2 separate regions of the Homo sapiens genome follow, and region 2 is linked to region 1. A link is a loop called in an ENCODE intact Hi-C map of the cell type or tissue named here. Cell type or tissue: CD4-positive, alpha-beta T cell. All regions are shown on one strand. Each heading gives the region's core, and the rest is flanking DNA. Links, peaks and the distances in the headings are about the cores only.

The links. A loop is a pair of places that touch in the nucleus more often than their neighbours do. Peaks named below come from ENCODE experiments on the same cell type or tissue, not always from the same donor. Only the 100,000 strongest peaks of a DNase experiment are listed, where the experiment ranks them.
Region 2: it touches region 1 in a loop (6-fold over the local background); 64 of 110 quality-filtered maps call a loop at or near these places.

Annotation. Positions count from the first base shown.
Region 1 is chr3:127,828,584-127,836,041 of GRCh38, reverse strand. LOC107986129 (a long non-coding RNA gene) reads left to right here. Exons shown (of 5, transcript XR_001740896.2): 5 at 2,910-3,747. Among named protein-coding and RNA genes, the nearest start is that of MGLL, 9.8 kb to the right of the region's middle. In CD4-positive, alpha-beta T cell, for the core only: no CTCF peak of the experiment used is centred there; a DNase peak (open chromatin) is centred at 4,031; H3K27me3 peaks cover 239 bases.
Region 2 is chr3:127,649,337-127,656,794 of GRCh38, reverse strand. The region is part of intron 2 of PODXL2 (podocalyxin like 2); the gene reads right to left. Among named protein-coding and RNA genes, the nearest start is that of ABTB1, 20 kb to the left of the region's middle. In CD4-positive, alpha-beta T cell, for the core only: CTCF peaks have their summits at 4,243 and 4,450 (motif pointing left); a DNase peak (open chromatin) is centred at 4,444.

The DNA.
Region 1 (7,458 bases), core at 2,567-5,066:
CAAGTATTGCTGTAAGCACTTTAATATGTTCATTCATTTAACCTTCACGATAATTATGTGAATTATATACTCTTATTACCTCCATTTTACTGATGAGGAAACTGAGGTGCAAAAAGGCTAAGTAACTTGTTCCAGGCCACAGAGCTTGTAAGTCCAAGAAGTGTTTCAGCTCCTAGGGTCAGTACCCTTAACCAGTACACACCGTGTAGCTTCTCTGACTCAAAGTAGTCAATTAAAAAACAGAACACCCACCCACCCCCGCCCAACACACACACACACACACACACACACACACACACACACAAATGCTGTTGTTTAGAAAGGCTGTGTAGTTTGCTTCCCTCCCCAACAACCTTGCCTAAATTACCTGGAAATATCTATACATATGTAGCAGTTTCTGCAGTTACCCAACCCTTCACTGGACTTTCCCCACCTAAACATAACTACCACCTCATTTGCCTTTGATGGTGAAACTTTAGTATGAGGTCAAGGGCATCTATTTCAAAAGAAGTCTAAAAAAACTTTTTTCAAAAAATAACGTAGGAAGATACACATGTGTGACCCACCACTTTTATTTGCGAGCAGAGTCTACTTTATTTGTACTTATAATGACCTTAGTGGAACATTTTTCAGCGTGTGCAACTTTGAACTGCTTCACTAACCAGATTAGTCAGGGGAAGAATTTCTCCTTCACTGGTGAGTCCAAATCTTATTACCGTGCTTGGGCCCGGTTACTAATTGCTGACATTCTGGACTTGCCAAATGCATTTAAAGAAGATGGCATGTGGGCGGGAACCTATATTTTCATCTTGGTAGATTTGATTGTACTTAATGGCCTTTCCCAATAGGCCTGGCCCTTGTGCTTTTAAATACAGAGCAAAAAATAGCTGTTCACAGCAAGACTGTTTCTAAGAGCTGGGAGGACCCTTGGAGACCATCTGGGCCAAGCTTTATCTTGACCCACAGGAAGCTGAAGCCCAGAAGTGAAAAATCATGTTGATGTGGAGGGCACCTCAGCCAGGAGGGGCTGTAGGCAGGTCACAGGCAGAGTGGGGGCCACACCCAGCTCTCCCTCCTGGGCTCCTCCCTGTGTGTCTCCAGCCTCGGCAAGGCCACGCTACTTACATGATGGCTTTGTCACATCTATGACCCACAAGCTCTGTTATTTATGTAATACCTTTCTTTAAATCAACCCATGTTTTAAACTTCATTTATTTTGAAAGCTTTCTTTAAATAGAAAATGGACACTTCCCACACAATAACGTCGCCCTACAATGGAGAAAGTATGGGAGGTGGACGGATCGGGTTCACAGACTTGTTCTGCCATTTCCTCGTAGGGCAATTGGCAAGCAAAGGAACTTCTTTGCTGTGCAGTTTCCTCAGCTGTAAAATTCATGCTAGTGCTGACCCCATAGGATGATAAGGGCATTATTGGCATGGGCACCTGTTAATTTACTTCCCTATTTTGATTCCCATTGATGCAATTTCTGCAGGAACTACACTAAAAATATTCAAAATGTTCTGTTTGGTTTTTCCCACATGACCTTTAGTGGTCAAAGAAAGGCAGGAGAGTGCCTTTGACTGCCACACCTGCCCTTCCAATGACATCTACAACTGTGTCCTCATGGAAGAAGAAATTGATGGCCAAGTCGACTCTCAGGAGCATTCAACGGGAGAAAATGAGCTTTTCTGCACCCACACACATTGTTTAAGAGCTTATATTCACATTTAATACCTAGCTGTCTGGGGGCCTCTAATGACCATAGTTCCTTTCTCAACCATGCTCGTTAATGGCCCCAAATCTCCTATGCAGAAAGAATTTAAGACTTCATGGAAAAATTGCTAAAGGGTGCCAAGGTGGAAACGATTTGGGGAAAATTTTTCTACACACTTCAACAAGGTAGAATAATGGAGTCAATAAACCCTGCCATACCAACATTAAGGATATTTATGATTTCTAGTTATAGCACTGAGTACATCCTATTTGATTAATTTGATTGTTCTGTCACGTGTAAACATATCTTGTAGATATTATATATCGTGCAAAGTGCTTTTTCTTTCCCTTTTCTTCCTCCATCCAAATTTTCAGTAATTTTAAACATTTTTTGATTTAGAACTGTTGAATTCCACCTCCCAGGTCCCACAGTGATTGTAGAGATGGGATAACTCTAATGTGTGAGATGGCAAATGCAATGCACAACTTGCTGCATCAGCTAGCAACTGCTGCATAACAAGTCACCCCAACACTTAAGAGCTTAAAACAACAAACATTTATCTCATCATTCTGTGGGGCAGCAACATGGGCTGGGCTCAGCCAAGGTGGTTCTTTTGGTCTCTGCTGGGCACCCTTATGCATCTGTGGGTAGCTGCAGGTCACAAGGGCAGATCTGCTTCTGGGGATTGGTTGCTTGTCTGGTAGAGAGCCTTGGCTTCCTCCATGGGCCTCATCACTCCATCAAGCTAGTCCAGGCTGGTTTACATGACAAAGGAAAGGGTTGGGGTGAGTGAAGAAAGAGTGAGCATGTAAGGCTTCTTGATGCCTTACATCAAGAAGAACTGGCACAGTGCCATTCCCACCACACCCTGTTGGCCAGAACAAGTCAAGGCCAATGCAGATTCAAGGTATTGGAACTAGACTTCACCTCTCGATGGGAAGAGCTTCCAAGTCAGTGCAAAGAGCATGGGAACAAGCAGGCCATTTACTGGGGCCACTGATGCAACAAATCTCCACCCTTACTGAGGAGATGTTTCTCAAGCTCTGTCCTTAACTCCCAGACTCTCCAGTTTGTGTCTTGCCTCTTTAAGCAGCCTGGCTACTGGAGTCCCCGGGAAGCCAGTTACTTTCATTCCCCTGATGCCTTTGCATCTTATTGTCTCCTAGCTTGCTCTTTCTCCCTTTCTCTTCACAGGTATTTCCAGTGAAGTCCCACTCTCCTCAACCCTCAGAGGATCTCTGGAAGGCCACACAGAACCTGGGACAGGAACCAAGGCACAGGGATGGGATGGAGACTCACAATTCACTGTTAACATTTTGATTCTCATTTGAATTTTTAACACACGCATCTATCACTTAAATTAATAGTAATGAAATTTTATTGCACTCTTCTTACCAAGTGCCAGGCATTGTGCTAAGTACTTGACCAACGTTATTCCATTCAGTCCCATGAAATAGGCAATAATCTTAATTCCCATTGTTTCATATAGATATAAAGAGGGTAAGTCACATGCCCAAGATCATGTAGTTAAACATTAGCCGAGCTGGTAATTGAACCCAGGCTGTCTGCCTCAAATGCCCATAGTCCTTGCCACTGCACTCTTGCCTTTTCTGCACAGAAGATATCTTGAAAGGGTTATCTACACTTGCTGTCTCCACTTATTGTCCACTCACTTCATACATAAGCACAAGCTGGCCTCTACCCTGATTAATCCATGAACTGGGTTCTCTCCAGGGTCAAAAATGACCTTGTCATTAAGTCAATTGCACATTTCTCAGTTTGTCTTTTGCTTGACTGCTGGGAGCTATTAGACTCTTTTGGCCACATATTCTTCTTGGAATATGATGCAACTTTGGATTCTCTGCAATCACACCTTCTGGATCATCCACCTCTGTCTCTATCACCTTTGCAAACTCTTCTCCTCTTCACGATGATCTCTCCTAGGCCTGCTTATCCTTCCAGTCTACATCCCCTGAGCAATTGAATTCACTCCCATGATTTCAGTGATAATAAATGGCCGACGGCTTCCAAACCTTCGTCTCCATCTTGAGCATCCTACTGCATCTTCCATTGGCAATCAGGCCTCTCCACTTAGCTGTTCCAAGGAGAACTCAGAAAGCCTTGAATGAATTGGACATCATGCTTCTGCCCATCACCATCAAAACCTCCCCTTCTTCCTTCATGTTTCACAATTCAGAAAAGCTCCACCCAGTAAAATAAATCAGAAATCTGAGAGTTAGCATTTTTGGAGGTGGGCCAGGCAGAGTGGGCCGATAGGCAAATGCATGCACCACCTGCAGGGGGCAGCCTCCCCCCAGCCTCAGTGCAGGCTGCTGCCCGCCCAGATGGAAGCCCATATTGCCAGACCTTTGGCCTTTTACACAACCAGCATTGCTATGTGAAATGCCCTGATTTTCAGAAATTGGCTACTAATTCAACCAAATATCAATAAAGCACTGTGCAGGTCAAATCTCCTGCTGACCAGGTGCAGTATGCAGGCTGCCAGGTCACACCTCTACCTGCCCACTCTCCTGGGTCAGCACACTCTCCCCCACAGCTGCAAGGGCCATTTCCGGCCAACACCCACATCTCTGTCTCCGGTCTGACCTTCTTCTTCAGCTCTAGATCCTCAAATCCATCTGCCCCTGCAGGCACCTCATGCTCAACCCATCATCCAACACTAACAGTCCAGTGTAACCATATCCCTCTGCTCTTTGAGAAAAGCTAGGAATCTGGATTTGCATGTGAAATCACCAATTTTTAAAACTCACATTAAAAAAACCATTTCAGATATAGAAATACTTTTTAATGGGTCAGACTTAACATGAAGGCCCCCAAGCTGCCACCCCTGACTTAATACAAGCTGACTAGCCACCAGGCACCATGCTGATGTTCAGTCCATCTTAACCAAGGCCCTAGAGGGGGTATTCCTATCCACATTCCCCTGTTTCAGGTGAGGAGGCAGGCTTAGCAAAATAGAGTAACTCACCAGGAAGTAGCACCACTAGTCAGTGGAGCTTGCTTCTGAGGCTTAGGTATTTTTGCCCAACTTTATTTCCCCTTAAGTTTGATAGTACAGTCTTGCTTTTCCTCTATCATTCATTTTCAGTACCATTTCCATTCCCAACCTCCACTCCTTTCCCATTAGAAGTGGTTTATAATTGAAGTATACAACCACCCAAATTCTTGTGCAATATCACATACACTAAAACTGCTAATAAGAGAAACTCTTGGTCTTCTTACTATCTCCCGGCTTGCTCTTTCTCCTTTTCTCTTCACAGGTATTTCCAGTATGTTCTACTCTCCTCAAACCTCAGAGCATCTCTGAAGGCCACACAAGAACATTTGTGTTTTAGCCCATTCTCATGCTGCTATAAAGAAATACCTGAGACTGGGTAATTTATAAAGAAAAAAGGTTTAATTGGCTCATGATTCTGCAGGCTATACAGGAAGCATAGTGGCTTCTGCTTCTGGGAGGCCTCAGGAAACTTTCAATCATGGCAAAATGTGAAAGGAAAGCAGGCACGTCCTACACAGCCAGAGTAGGAACAAGAGAGAGAGGGAAAGGTGCTACACACTTTTAAACAACCAGATCTCACGAGAACTCACTCACTATTACCAAGACAATACCAAGGGGGATGGCACTAAACCATTCATGAGAAATCCATTCCCATGATGCATTCACCTCCCACCAGGCCCCACCTTCAACATTGGGGATTACAGTTCAAAATGAGGTTTGGTGGGGACACAGATCCAAACCATATCAACTTGTAGGGGCAGAAAGACGTCACCTTTACTTGAATTGCAACCCTTACCTTTTCATCGCAGGCTGTAGGAGCAGAGCCTGACAACCAGCACTTGTCTTGGAGATCACTGCATCTAGAATAATCCTGCCCTAGAGATCTAGGTGGACACACAGGCAAGTAGGGGCCTGGTGGCCCACTGATTTCCCTACTGAAATAAAAAGCCAGATACAAGACTTCTACATCTGCAAAGGTGGAGTGGATGTGCTTTTCCCTACTTTTCCCACTAAATATGACTAAAAACCCTGGACATTATGTATACAACCAACGTAAGAGGATGCTGAAAGGAAGAGATAAAAGGCAAACCTGCTGGGGACCTCAGGACCTGAGGAACAACATGGTGGTGAGTTCCCTGGGTTTTTTGTTTTGCCTTATACATTTGTGACTCTAGAGAAACACAGGTAAAACAAAAGGTTTAAATCAGATCCAGAGTCTGATGACATAATACAAAAATGACCAAGTTTCAATAGAAAATCATTTATCTTATCAAGAACCAGAAAGATCTAACACTGGATTAGAGAAGACAATATATACCAACAGGAAAACAAACAGATTTTTAAAGCAGTCACAATAAAAGTTCTCCAACAGGCAATTATAAACATGCCTGAAACAAATGAAAAATAAAAAGTCTTGGCAAAGGGATAGAAATTCTTAGCAAAGAAATAGAAGATATAAAGAAGAACCAAATGGAAATTTTAGAGTTGAAAAATACAATAACTGAAATAAAAAGCTCAATGGATGAGCTCAAAGGTGAAATAGAGGGAACAGTGCAATAAGCTGGAACATAGGACAATAGAAATGACTCATCTGAATAACAGAGAGAAAATAGGCTTAAAAAAAAAACCCACAAAAAAAAAACCAAAATGAACAGAGCCTTCAGGGACCTACGGAACTATAAGAAAAGCTCAAATATTCATGTCATCAGAGTCCAAAAGGAGAAGAGAAAAGAGGATGAGGCTGAAAAAGTACTCAAATAAGTAATGGCTGAAAATGTCTCAAATTTGGCAGGAGACAAAAAAAAACTATAAATAAAAAAGCTGAATGAATTCCAAATAAAATATACCCAAAGAAACCCATACCAAGAAACATCATAGTCAAACTTCTGAAAACTAAAGACAAAGAAAAAAATCTTGACAGCAGGGAAAGATAAATTACATGTTACCTATAGGTAATTTCCTTATAAGGAAAAAAAATTTGAATGACAATGGATATCTTATCAGATAGCATTAAGGCCAGAATGTAATGGTATGATATTTTTCAAATGCTGAAAGAAAATAATTTTTAATCCAGAATTCTTTATGTAGTGAAAATATCCTTCAGGAATGAAGGGGAATCAAGACATTCTCAGATAAAGCAAAACTAAGAAAATGTTGCCAGCAGACCCATCCTCAAAGAATGGCTAAAGGAATATATCTAAACCAAAAAGAAATGATAAAAGAAGAAACCTTGTACTATCATGAAGAAAGAACACAGTGAACAAAACTATGGGCAAATAAAATAGACTTTTATTCTCCTCTTTTCTAAATTATATTTGATGATTGAAGCAAAAATTTTAATACTATCTGATGTGAATCTCAGAGTATGTAGAGAAAATAGTTAAGGCAATTAGAGTATAAATGGTGCAGAGTAAAGGGACATAAGAAGATGTTAGGTTTTTATATTGCATAAGAACTAGTAAAGTGGCATCAGTAAGCTGTGATACATAAAATGCAGTACATAGAGCAACCACTAAAAAGTCTATACAAAGAGATTCACTCAAACACAGTATAAATAAATAAAACTGGAATTTAAAAATGTTCCTGGCCAGGCCTGGTGGCTCATGCCTATAATTATCCAGCACTTTGGTAGGCCAAGGCAGGCAGGCTCAGAGCCTAGGAGTTTGAGACTAGCCAGGGCAACATAGTGAAACCCTATCTTTGCCAAGAAAAAAAAAATTAGCT
Region 2 (7,458 bases), core at 3,345-5,844, 180 kb after region 1:
GGGACTTACTGGCACACACCACCACACCTAGCTATTTTTTTTTTTTTTTTTTTTTTTTTTGAGATGGAGTCTTGCTCTGTCACCCAGGCTGGAGTGCAGTGGCGCGATCTTGGCTCACTGCAACCTCTGTCTCCCAGGTTCAAGCAATTCTCCTGCCTCAGCCTCCTGAGTAGCTGGGACTATAGGCATGCACCACCACGCCCGGCTAATGTTTGTATTTTTAGTAGAGACAGGGTTTCACCATGTTGGCCAGGCTGGTCTCGAACTCCTGACCTCATGATCCACCCACCAAAGCCTCCCAGAGTGCTGGGATTACAGGCGTGAACCACCGCGCCCAACACCTGGCTAATTCTTTAAAATTATTATTTGTAGAGATGGGGTCTCCCTGTGTTGCCCAGGCTGGTCTTGAACTCCTGGGCTCAAGCGATCCTCCTGCCTTGGCCTGCCAAAGTTCCAGGATTACAGGCATGAGCCACTGCACCTGGCCTGGGCTTCAGTTTTTATGTGGAATGAGGATGATGGTATATATGATTTCTAAGGTTCTTCATATCACTGATATTTTAAGCTTTGGATATAGTTCTGATAAATGTGTCTTATACACCAATGGCATTACAAACAACTCTAGTGTCTTAAGTAAGAATAAAATAGGATTCACTAGATTACAAATTTTTGATGCCAAGCAAAGCAATTGTCTTCATCCCTACATTCCCAGCACCTAACATAGTGCCTGGCCCAGAGTAGAAAGGAGAGCAACGTGTGTTTTTGAATTCTTCTGCCTCCTAAAAACCAGGGCCTGTGCCTCCAAGGGGTAAGAGGCCCTCCCGTCACTGCACAGACTTCTTTACTGTCTCTATGAGTTCCTCTCCTGCCTCCCAAAATGCAGTCCCTTCCAGGGTCAGCCTCTGACTCATCATTTCCACACTTCTTCCTTGGTCAGTGCTCATTCCACAGGCTGCATCTATTTTCTCTATGCTAAAGGCTCCCAAATTTACATCTTCTCCAGAGCTCCTCGCTTTTTTCCAGCCTCTCACTCCAGTGACTTGACAAATCACTGAACGCTTGCTCACTGGCACTTGGAATCAGCAGTCCTTTCCTACTTCCTTACCAGCTCTCAAGATCTAAAATTATTCCTTTTCTTTTTACAGTGTGGTCTCAGTTTCACTGCTTATCAGCTGTATGATCTTGGACATGCTGCTTAACCTCCATGTGTCTCCCTTTCCTTAAGTGTAAAATAAAAATAGTACCTGCCACACAGGGCTCTGGTCAGGGTTCAGTGAGGTGACCCTGCGCACAGTCCGCAGTGCAGAGTAAACACTCAGTTAACTGTGGGGGGTCCTCCACCTCCTCCTGCTATTATTATTGTTGTTGTTATTATCATTATTATTATTTGAGACAGAGTCTCACTCTGTTGCCCAGGCTGAAGTGTAGTGGTGTGATCTCGGCTCACTCCAACCTCCACCTTCCAGGTTCAAGCAATTCTCCTGCCTCAGCCTCTAGAGAAGCTGAGATTACAGGCACCTGCCACCAAGCCCAGCTAATTTTTGTATTATGGCTGGGCATGGTGACTCATGCCTGTAATCCCAGTACTTTGGGAGGCCAAGCGGGGGGTGGATCACCTGAGGTCAGGAGTTCAAGACCAGCCTGGCCAACATGGTGAAATCCCGTCTCTACTAAAAATACAAAAATCAGCCAGGTGTGGTGGTAGGTGCCTGTAATCCCAGCTGTTTGGGAGGCTGAGGCATGAGAGTCGCTTGAACACGGGAGGCAGAGGTTCCAGTGAGCCGAGATTGCACCACTGCACTCCAGCCTGGGTGACAGAGTGAGACTCTGTCTCACAAAAAAAAGAAAGAAAGAAAAATTTGTATTTTTAGTAGAGACGGGGTTTTGCCATGTTGGCAAGGCTGGTCTCAAACTCCTGACTTCAGGTGGATTCGCCCACCTTGGCCCTCCAAAGTGCTGGGATTATAGGCGTAAGCCACCGCACCTGGCCATCCGCCTGCCATTATTATTATTAAAGGAGTTATTACCTGGTAAAATAATAACAGGAAAAGTGGAAGTGTCTCCATAGAATGAGGAGCAGGATAAGCACTTGAGTTTTTATTTTTCATTTTTTATACCGAATGTAACTAAAGCCTAAGCACTTGAGTTTTAAGTCAAAGAAAATCTAGGAAAAAGGGCAGGGCAGGAGGGGATTACTCATCTGTTGACAAGTGTAAATATGATTTCAGTATTACAAATGTCTCCTAAAACAGAAACAGAATTACCGGGAGGCCTGATGGGAGCACACACTAGGAACCAGTGGGGTGAGGGGCGTCTGTGTGGGCAGCTGCAGGGCAAACACCAGCAGTGTGAAAGCAGGGGTCCCAGGAGAGGGCCCGTGAGACTGGATCCAAATGGGAGTTGAGAATAAAGAGTGAAGAAGCCAGGCTTTACCCAAGAGCAGAACCACGGTACGATTCACTAAGAAGATACAGCATCACGTCCACAATATGCCTGCCAAAAATGCAGAGCCTGAATCTGACCATGGGGAAATTTGAGACAAACTGAAATTGAGGGGCAATCTACAAAATAACTGGCCTGCACTCCAACAATGTCAAGGTCATGAAAGACAAAGAAAGATTAGAGGGTTTTCCAGAATAAAAAAGAGACAAAAGAGACATGCGGACTAAATGCAGTACGTGATTCTGGACCGGATAGTGGACTATGAAACCCTGCTCTTTTTTTCTTTTGCTATAAAAGACACTACTGGGAAAACTGGCAAAGTTTGAATAAAGTTTGTAATTACAGAAGCATATTGTATCAGTGTTAATTTCCTGATTTTGATCATCCTGCTGTGGTTTTTAGGAGAATGCTTTGTTCCTAAGAAATGCACACTGAAGTATTTGGAGCAAAGGAGCATCATGTCTGCAACTTACCATTAAATGGTTTAGCAAGAAGTACAGATCTGCATCTCCATATCCATACATGTACACATACACACTGATACAGCAACTGCGGCAAAGTGTTAATAATGGGGGAGTCCGAGCAAGGGGTGGACGGAATTATTCTTGCAACTTTTCTGTAAATTGAAAATTTTTTAAAATAAGGAGTAACAGAGAGAGCGTGCACATGTGAGAGACACTTTCTCTCTTTTTTTTTTTTTCTTTTTTGAGATGGAGTCTCACTCTGTCACCGAGGCTGGAGTGCATTGGCACGATCTTGGCTGACTGAAACCTCCGCCTCCTGGGTTCAAGCAATTCTCCTGCCTCAGCCTCCTGAGTAGCTGGGACTATAGGCACACGCCACCACGCCCAGCTAATTTTTTGTATTTTTAGTAGAGACGGGGTTTCACCTTGTTGGCCAGGCTGGTCTTGATCTCTTGACCTCGTGATCTGCCTGCCTTGGCCTCCCAAAGTACTGGGCTTACAGGAGAGAGCCCCTGCACCCGGCCTGAGACACTGACTTTCACTACAGGTCAGCGAACATGCTTGAGCTGTCAAGAGGGGAATAGAAACATGGCAAGGGACAGGGCAGGCTATCCTGGCTGAGAGCGCAGAGCCCTGTGGCAGGAAGGAGCCACACCGCCCTGAAGCAGGTGAGACAGTTTTGAGAGACAGGGAGGAAGGTGCTTTTCCCACTCAGGTGTCCAAGGAATACAGATCAGGCTTCTAGGGACTCGCTGCATTGAGAGGGGAGAGGAAGCCTCAGCAGGCACTTTGGAGGTGAAAAAGGATCAAATTGGGAATGGAAGAAGAGAAACAAAGAAGTGAAGCTGAGCAGGAAAAGGAGGGAGATGAAGATGAGGAGAGTAAAGAGAGGGGAGAGGCAAGAGGAGAGGGAGGAGAGAGGGGACACATGACAGGGCTACCTGCCCTCCCAGCCTGCCCTCAGTGACCCAGGGCAAGTCCTTGATGCCCACACCCTCAGCCCTGCTGCCGTGGACAGCTCTGATTCCAGAGGGAGGGTCTGACCAGCTGAGCGCTCCAGGGAATCCCTTCCTACCCCATCCACTTCAGGCTCAGGAGAAGGGTCCCTCCACGAAGCCCTTTTAGTTTGTAGCCAAACCCCAAAAGCGTGTCTGGGACCAAGGTGTACCTCTAGAGCCCCACACCTGGACACAGGTGTGAGGAAGCCGAGCCGCCCGGGAGACACACTGGAGACACGTGGAAGTCTAAGGGCTGGCTCCATGGATTCATCCCTGTCCTCAGGAAGAGCTGGGGCACTGAAGGATGAGAAAGGTCATCCAAGGCTCAAGCCCTCCAGGGAGAGGCTCGGGCTGGGCCTCGGAGCATGGGAGGCCACGAATGTCTAAGCTGCAGCTCAGAAGACACCTGGGGCAGACCCCCTCGTTGCACAGGAGAGCCCTGGAGGACCTCCTGGATTGATTGCAGGATAACACTTAGGCTCCTGGGCTCCCGACCCTCCCAGAACTGCTGGGAATGGCACTGTGAAGTCACAGCCCCCCCTGGTGGCTCTAAACAGAAACCACATGTTCCCCAGAGCCCTCAGAACAGTTGGGTCTCCAAATCCCAGACTCAGGGATTTTACAGGTAGACAGAGGCCCTGCAAGAGCAAAGGGCCCATCTCTCGCCTTTTCCACATGAGGGAGCCCAGGAGAGGAGGATTCTTGCTCTAAGTTGTGATGCTAGACTTGTCACAGTTGTAAAGTTGTAAGACTCTTAGACTCTTGTGTGGTTAAAGCCAGTGTCTTTTGACACATCCTGGTCATTTAGTCCAGCACCCGGGCTTGGCTTGGGATGCTGGACAGGAGCAAGCTGACAAGCAGAATCATGACCTCTCCCCAGTCTGCCCGTACCTTTGTGGCCGCAGCCAACCTCCTTAAAGCTGGGCTTGAATCACAAGAGTGGCTGGCGTTAAGAGCCCCAGGCCAAGCTTCAGGGTTCTGGAGGCATGGGCTGGAATTCTGGGTGGCCACTTGCCTCTGTGTGCCACACACCCACCTCTCCATGATGTGAGGCTAATACCTCAGGTTGTTACAAAGATGAAGTGGCATCAGGAATGCAAAACACCCAGCCCACAGAAGGCACACTTTCCTTCTGTCACACTCCATGTTCTCTGCTCCTCTCAGCATCCACACAGCCCAGCTCACGGCAGGTGTATCCGTGGTTAGGGTCAGGGTCCTAACACGGGAAGGGACCACAGGAGGCTACCTGACGAGGCCTCAGCCCTCTGGCAGGCACTGGTGAGTCTAGAGAAGATGGGCTGGCAATTATCTTCAAGAATATGGCTGGGTCTCTTTAGAGAGGCATTTCTGTGTTATTGACTTACCCCTACACCCCCATTTGCCTAAACCCAGCTGTGATGGTTCCTTTACAACTCAAGTCCATCTCTGTTTCATCTGGTAAGTGAGCAGCACCTGCTAGCACCGCCTTCAGAGGAAACAATGTACATAGTCTCTTAGTTGCCCCTAAACCTAGCTTCTTTTCCTGGGGCTAAACAACTGTAATTATTCTTTATTCTCAACCTTTCTGTTTTCATCCTTCTCTTGTGAAAACTCTGGATTCACCCTGGTGTTTTTTGTTTGTTTGTTTTGAGATGGAGTCTTAGTCTGTCGCCCAGGCTGGAGTGCAATGGCACGATCTCAACTCACTGCAACCTCCGCCTCCTGGGTTCAGGCGATTCTCCTGCCTCAGCCTCCCGAGTAGCTGGGATTAAAGTGCCCGCAACCACATCTGGCTAATTTTCGTATTTTAGTAGAGATGGGGTTTCACCATGTTGGTCAGGCTGGTCTTGAACTCCTGACCTCAGGTGATCCACCCGTCTCGGCCTCCCGAAGCGTTGGGATTACGGGTGTGAGCCATCGCACCCAGCCTCACCACAGTTTTAGGAGTATTACAGCTGGGCGCGGTGGCTCACGCCTGTAATCCCAGCACTTTGGGAGGCTGAGGTGGGTGGATCACGAGGTCAGGAGATGGAGACCATCCTGGCTAAAACGGTGAAACCCCGTCTCTACTAAAAATACAAAAAAAAATTAGCTGGGTGTGGTGGTGGGTGCCTGTAGTCCCAGCTACTCAGGAGGCTGAGGCAGGAGAATGGTGTGAACCCAGGAGGCGGGGCTTGCAGTGAGCCGAGATCGCACCACTGCACTCCAGCCTGGGCGACAGAGCAAGACTCCGTCACAACAACGACAACAACAAAAAAAACAAACAAAAAACAAAAAAGAGTGTTACAAAATCAGCACAGGGGGTACACAGTAAATATTTGCTGAATGAACTATTGAAAACTGAACAAGATTCACTAACTTGAGACTAATTGATGCAAAATGTAAAGGGGTTTCTCCACTCCAGTGGCACTACTGTCATTTATCACAGCTGGTAAGCTGAGCTCTCCCGCGCCCCCTGTGATGGGTTGGTGCTGGCTCAGATGCAGCTCCAGCTCACCCTGATGAAGCCCCAGGCCTGGGTCCCCTAGGCCTTATTTCTCCGCTTTCTTTTAAACTCATTATGGTGCTGGCTTTGTTCCCTAAATAGATCATTTTTCCCTCCTATATTTCATCACAGTTCTGTATAGGTTTCTTTCCCCAGTTTATCGAAGTCACTCTGGACTTTACTTCTATCTCTCAGGGCAGCCATAATCCCAGGGATGAACTTCAGCACAGGCTGAAATATCAATGAACTGATTCTTCTATTCAAGAGACAGAATTAAAACAGGCATAAGGGCCAGAGCCCTTGAAAGATCACTTTAAATGTCCCTTTAGGTTAATGTCAAGTCACTGAAAATTGTCCCCTCACTACAACTCTCAAGTCAGTTATCCAACTGAGTGTTAATATAAAAACACTCAAAATTAAAAATAAATATGTCTAAAACAGAGGTGCAAGGGAAGACGTTTTAGTATAACTTAAAACTACTTTTTTATTTAAGACAAAGTCTTGTTCTGGTGTCCAGGCTGGAGTGCAGCAGTGTGATCTGGGCTCACTGCAGCCTCTGTCTCCTGCGTTCAAGCAATTCTCCTGCTTCAGCCTCCTGAGTAGCTGGGATTACAGGCACCCACCACCACACCCAGCCAATTTTTGTATTTTTAGTAGAGACGGGGTTTCACCATGTTGGCCAGGCTGGTCTCGAACTCCTCACCTCAGGTGATCCACCCGCCTCGGCTTCCCAAAGTGCTGGAATTACAGGCGTAAGCCACCATGCCTGGCTTAAAACTACTTTTTGATAGTCAACCTCAATAGTCATCAAAGGAATATAAAGTAAACTGCAAAATGCCAAAATCTTTGGACTACCAACCTGACAAGTATATGTATACATTCAAAGTCATTCATGCCTAGTATTGGAAGGGTGAGGGATGGGAAGGAAAGCAGGCCACATTTCTGGAGAGCTACTGAGTCACAGGAACGAGAAGCTTTAAAGACAAATATTCTGAACCTACAATCTCACTTCTGGAAAGGTACCCTAAGGAGACGATTAGGGACGCTCACAGTCATGTGGCTTTATAGATCCCCATCATGGCACAGTCCA